Linked DNA regions of Homo sapiens: region 2 is linked to region 1. A link is a contact called in ENCODE Hi-C or POLR2A ChIA-PET data. All regions are on one chromosome and are shown on one strand. The core of a region is the stretch at or near the end of the contact, and the rest is flanking DNA. Distances in the headings are between cores, read along the strand shown. Region 1 holds the start of SIM1 (SIM bHLH transcription factor 1). Region 2 has its middle 40 kb from the start of SIM1.

Region 1 (2,987 bases), core at 189-2,688:
TTCTTTTTCTTTCTATCCAAAACTTTCACCTCCTCCAGCCAGGTGTTGCCCAGATATGTAAATAACACCAGAAAGCTGCTGTTGTCCTTCTACGACTATCTTACTGCCATCGGGCGGCAAGGAGGTGGCAGATGTCTGTATTTTTGAACAAACACTCTTAAAGTTGTTCTGAATATCAGCAGAATGGCACACACCCCTCTTCAAAGTATTTATTTTCTCAGTGGCAATTAGCGCCACAAACGAGAGGATGAGTGCCCCGTCACTGGTGTTCTCACTGATTTTTATGGTAGATGAAACAACTCCCTCCAAACGCACCTCTAGGAGCCGAATCTGGTCACCGGCGTACCAAAACCAAGCCGGGAGTCGAGTCTGTAGGGGGTGATTCGTGAGGACAACAATTGTTTTTGGGACAATTTGACTTTTTCTTGATGCTACCTGTTGTGTTTTCTCAGATGAGAGAAAGAGAAGGCGGTTCAAATTAGAGGGTCTCTAAAAGATAATTAGTCAGCAAGAGTCCTGGTGAGCGTTTGTTTAAACAGCTCCTATTAGGGAACCGCGAGCATCGTTAAGTTCATTCATGTAGACTGTATCCTTTCTGTAAGGAATAATCATGTTGGACTTTTGTTTCCTGAAACAAAACCCGACAAAGAGTTGGCTAATGTTTAAGATAAAGGACTGTTGGGAGCTATGTATCTCTATATCAATCATTCTATTTTGCCCTGAAATGTAAGCTTTTCCCCTAGTGTCCCCCTAGCTGCTCCCCATAGGAAAACTCCCCGGCCGAGTTTCCACGGTGAAAAAAATCAGCCCCAAACCCAAGCCATTTCGAAAAAGACGCACTTCTTTGGGATTAATTTAAAGACAGTTATTGTATTTATTTCCTCTGGCAATGAATTCCGTGTCGCCATGGTTTCAGAGAAACGAGAAAGAGAAAATAACTCCCCAAACCGGCCTCGCGCACGCCGTCGGCCAGCGACTGCCAGCGGGATGGGCCTTTGGGCGAACCCTGCCTCCTCCGCCGGTAGACCTAACCCGCAGGCCCGACCTCCGCTGCCTCCGGACGTTCCCGGTTCTGCTGGGCCGCCGCGCTGGACTGAGCGCTCAACCACCCGACCCCAGGGAGCTCGAGGAGCGCGGGTCGCGCACGACGTCGGGAAGGCCCAGGAGGCCGCGAGCAGCGGCGGCAACCGGACAGCGCCGACCCGGCACCCTGAGCTCATTAGGAGTCCAGCGGTCCCGCGGGTAGTAAGATTCAGAGCCCGGAGCCTGGGCGCGCGGAGGGCGGCTCGGGGCCGACTCGTGTCACTCAGCCCTATTGGCCAATGAGCGCCTCGCCCCTGGCCGCGCCAGGCCAATGGGAGGCGAGGGGGCTTGTGAGTGGCATTGAGGGAGGGCGGGAGAGAGGCGGCCCCGGAGTGAAGTTGAAGCTAAACCCTTAAGCTATAAAGAAGTTACGGGGGGCAGTTTTCGGCTTCCAATTAGGAATAATAGTGAACTGGCTTCGTAGCAACTACGGAGGACCAGGATTCTAAAATCACCTCACTCGTCCCAAAGCTTGCATCCTCCTCTTTCTGCCACGCACCCCTCCTCCAATTCATGATCCAGAAAAGGGAGCCGGGAATGCTCTGCTCCTCTCTGCCGGTGGGAAGCGGAGAGGCCGGCGGTGTCGCTGGGTTGGACGGTAGGCATGAGAACAGTTAAGAGATGGGCGCCCCCGAAACCTCTGCCGCTTGTGGGGACTGAAGGTAGGTGAAGCAGAAGACGCCCCGCGCCCGCCCAGCAGCCCCGCAGCTCCGCGGTGGTGTGGGAGAGGCCGCGGCGCCTCCCACCCCCGGGGGAGCCTGCGAGGGGCTGTCGCGAGCGCGCCACCTGTTAACCTGGCGCTGCTGGGCCCCGCTTGTTGCAGCCCCTGCTGGGCAGCCAGAGCGCTGGGTCGCCTTGGGAGTCCCGAGAGACTTGGTGTGTAAGTGTCACTTTTTGAGGAATCCCTCAGACTTGAGACCCAAGTTAAAGAGGTAGCCAAGGTCCAGATCTGCCAAGGTAGGGAGCTGAAAGGCCCCTGCCTCGCCTTGGAGGAATTCTGATTTGCGGAAACCTGCTTTCCTGGGACGTGCGCCCGGCCTGGGCGCGGACTCGGGGATCCGCGGCGGAAGATCCCTTGCGGGTCTTCAGAAATATGTATTTTGTTGTTTGGGCAACTTCCCAGGGGTCTGGAGGATGCGGCTGGCATGGGTGAGGGAATGCCAGCATTATTTGCAGGGGGCTGTCTCGCTGCCGATTTACCCGTTTCTTTAAAAACAAACCCAAAACGCCTGGCTAGGCGCACTGAGGCCCTTTCCGGCCGTGTTTTTGGAATTGGGACGAGTGTGTGAGTACTTGTGGAGCCGCTGATCTCTTATGCTCTGATGCTGTTGTCTTCACAGGGCCTTGAAAGAGTTGTCTGGGGTTCCTGCTCTTCCCAAAGGGGCTCGGAGATACCTTAAATGCCGCGAGACTGAAGAGCAAACGTCAGGGATTATTATGTCGATTTTCCGAGGACCAGGGTTCGCAGCTGGCAGTAGAAGAAAAGGCTGGCTCCTCAGGGGTCCCACTGGCATTTGATACCCTGAACGACCCTCAGGATTGCCCAAATTCGGTGGATCGCCCAAATTCGGTGGATCAGCAACTTTCCTATACTGCATCCCGAATTTTCAAAGAACATATTTTCCGTTCACCCCCGCTGGTCTTTTACTGCCATCAATACACTGTTCTTGGTGCAAATACTTCAGCCTCTTTATTCAAAGTATGTTTTATGTTTTTGCCAAATATGATCTCTAATTGAAAGTTTATTTTTGGTTTTGGATGAATCTGCGGAGCTTAAGTTGTGAGAAGAAAGGGGGAACAAGACACAATGAAAGAAAAGTCCAAAAATGCTGCGCGGACTAGGAGGGAGAAGGAAAACAGTGAATTTTATGAACTGGCTAAATTACTGCCTTTGCCCTCGGCTA
Region 2 (2,987 bases), core at 352-2,851, 40 kb before region 1:
AAGTGAGAACCAAGTCAAGGGTCCTGACTTTGGGAGCGGTGGATCATGAATGATTGTTAAGAGAGTAAGTTTAGCTAAATAGGAAGAGAGAAAGCTGAGATTTCAGGAGGTAAGGACCAGAGTGGGCAGTAAGAAAGGAGAGGCAGTGAATGAAGAAAGTAATTCTACAGGCTTCGTTCAGCAAAGATCCAGTGTTACCACCTGCATTGAAGAAGAGTGATGATAGAGCAGACAGGAATTGGTAAGAATCAGCTTGTTTCCTTTCAACGTTCTCCCCTGCAACCACCATTCCTGAACACATACAAATATATGTATTGGCCCTCATCCCCACCATTACCACTATCAAGCTGAAAACTAAAACTCCTCACACATTTCCCAAAATACTTGGGTTGTCCTTAATCTTATTCAAGTCAAGGCGGATTCCGATTCCCTTGCTGACAGGCCTTCCTCTTTCTTGTTACATTTAGAAACAACTGGAATTCAACTTTCATAAACAACCGTCACATCCCCACAACCCCTGACACCAAAACACAGGAGACTTTTAAGTGTGGGGATCCTTCAGCCCCAATGATAAGAAAATTTAAAGAGGGAGTCTACCTATTTCCTTGACGTGAATTAGAAGCCCTTCTCATACTTAAAAATTCCACTGCTAGCTTTGATGGGAAGAGGATACGGTGGTGGGATATTCAGTCACCAAAAATCATCTGTCTTCTCTTCCCTTTACACATACAAACAACACAACAAAGTCCAAATATACAAGATTGACCCCCTCCCCCTAATTTTGACTGCCCCTTCTCGCCATTTAATCCAATAGCCTTAGAAAATTACACGTCACTTCCCAAGCATATGCTCCACACATACCTCCAGTTGCTCAGGACCAAAACTTTGCAGTCATTACTGACTCTGCTTTCCTAATCTAATAGAAATGTAATTAGAAAACCTCAACCTACATCTAACCTGTCAGCAGACCTTTTCAACTCTACCTTTGAAACCTATCTGAAATCCAGCCACCTTCCCCACTGCCACCCTATCCACTCCACCTACTGGCTGGCCTCTCTGCTGCTACTCTTTCCCCTTTTCAGTCTTTACTCAACAATTTGTTTTTTGAAACATAGGTCTGATCATGAGTTCACTCTGCTCAAAAGCTTCCAGTGCCTTTCCATCTCAGAATAAAAGCCAAAATCCTTACAGTACCAAAAGTCCTGCACAGTGTTGCCTTCTCCCCTCACTACCCTCTGACCCTCCTACTCGCTACACACCAACCACAGGAGTCACCTCCCTGCTTGTTGAACTCGCCATTTCTACTCCCTCATTTGGATGACTGTTGCCCCTAATCTCCATATGTCTCATCATCTTATTTTAAATGGCAAACCCACCAAATCTCCCTATCCCCCTCTCTTGTTTGTTTTTTTTCCATTGTTTTATCAACACTATTAAAATATGTGTTGATTTATTATTAGTCTCTTCTGACTATGCTTCAGGAAAGCAGGGATTTTTGTCACTTTTGTTCACTGCTACAAAGAAGGACTTACATTTCCTGGCATACGGTCACTCGATAAATACTTTCTGAATGACTAAGTGAACACAGAGGCATACGGGAATTCTAAACTACCTCCGCCCCCACCACCACCACTGCCTCCACACACACAGTTAACCACTTTTTCTTCTAGGGATTACAAGTACTCTCACACTCACCAAAAGCAAGGTACTAACTGACCATCTTGTATCTTTTGTCAACAGAGGAAAGGTATACTTAATTGGTAGTTTTATGATGATGATTGTTATGGAAAAGGAGAATGAGTTTTTGTGTAGTAATGGATCTTAGGCATTACAGATATTTTAAAACTTCCAATGATTGTAGAATCTTTCTCACCTGAAGTTTTAGCTCTCTGTCTTCTCTCACCAGACCCTTTCCTTCCCTCCATCACTGCTGCTATTTACAGTGAAAAGACCCCCAAATAGGATCTCCATATAGTTAAGAATATAGATTGATAATAATTTTGGGCCTTCTGTTTTTAGAAATAATCCAAAATGAGTAGGCAGAAATTATTTCATGAGCTAGCTTCTTAAAAGAAAAACCTAAATTAAGTTGCACATCTTTCAATTAAGTATTACTGAATATAGAACTTGGCTTCAGAGATGTGGATTAAGCCCTTGGATTAGCTTTCTTTTTCTGGCTTCAGAAATAGAAATTCTAAGTCTAAGCAACACAGGAGATAAAAACATTTTGAGTTTCATAAGTTTTAGTTATATTATTTTCAGGTACTCAAAAATGCCAAGAATGAATGCTGATTCCATGTTGCCCTGGAAGCCTGTTTTTTAAGCAGTGGAGGAACAGCTATCATGAGTTCTGGAAAGATTTAGTCCCACAATTTCAGCTTCAGTCCTTCCACTCTTCATCATGGAGCATTCAGTACTATCTCTGAAAAATAGAGTTGTTCAAATTTGAGGCCTTTAAATGAAGTTTCAGGGATTCTATTTTGCTTGAATATTCTTCCCAAGACTTTGCATTCCAATTTGAGAAAGATCTTGCAGGGGTGCTGTTCAGATATTAGATACAGGCTGACCCAAGGTCAAGCTTTTGGCTAAAAAGACAGACATATTTGAATGGATACTTAAATTTGTATCGTTATTCTTCGATTGCCCTGTGATTTGGAGAATTTGTTTAAAATGCACCTGATTAAAGTTTCCTAATACTGTGGCTGTAAGTTGTTAACCATTCCATAGAGACTTCCTGAAGAACATGATGGACTATAGATCAAACCATGTTGGTTGAGCAGAATCACAACTTCTAATTAAAAGTTCTTTGAATCCCCCAAATCCACATTTCTTTACTTGTTACTTTTATTACTTGGGTGTCCTTGATGTTACTGGAACTTGCTAAGCCATGTAGGTGCCACTCCTGACCATTGAAAACAAGTACAGTCACTTTGAATGATCATACTTTTTGGCTCCAAGTTATATTGGAAGGAGTTTGTAATGATTTG

The links. Hi-C counts contacts between places; a loop is a spot of excess contacts on that map. ChIA-PET counts read pairs that join two places held with the same protein, here RNA polymerase II (POLR2A).
Region 2: a loop to region 1 is called in a map of ascending aorta, with 1.9 times the contacts of the local background. The contact joins the enhancer-like site here to the promoter of SIM1 in region 1. A Hi-C loop is called at or near these places in 1 of 168 maps with a recorded cell type or tissue (ascending aorta). POLR2A ChIA-PET finds 5 or more read pairs at or near these places in 1 of 52 experiments (H1).

The regions. Positions count from the first base shown.
Region 1 is chr6:100,463,372-100,466,358 of GRCh38, reverse strand. SIM1 (SIM bHLH transcription factor 1) reads left to right here and starts at 1,438. Exons shown (of 12, transcript NM_005068.3): 1 at 1,438-1,745; 2 at 2,424-2,987. The coding sequence starts at 2,891.
Region 2 is chr6:100,503,590-100,506,576 of GRCh38, reverse strand. No RefSeq gene overlaps it. Among named protein-coding and RNA genes, the nearest start is that of SIM1, 40 kb to the right of the region's middle. Within about 2 kb of position 1,601, at least 5 of the 41 ENCODE cell types and tissues checked have a DNase peak (open chromatin) inside an H3K27ac peak, as active enhancers do; they include ascending aorta, where a contact is called at or near this core.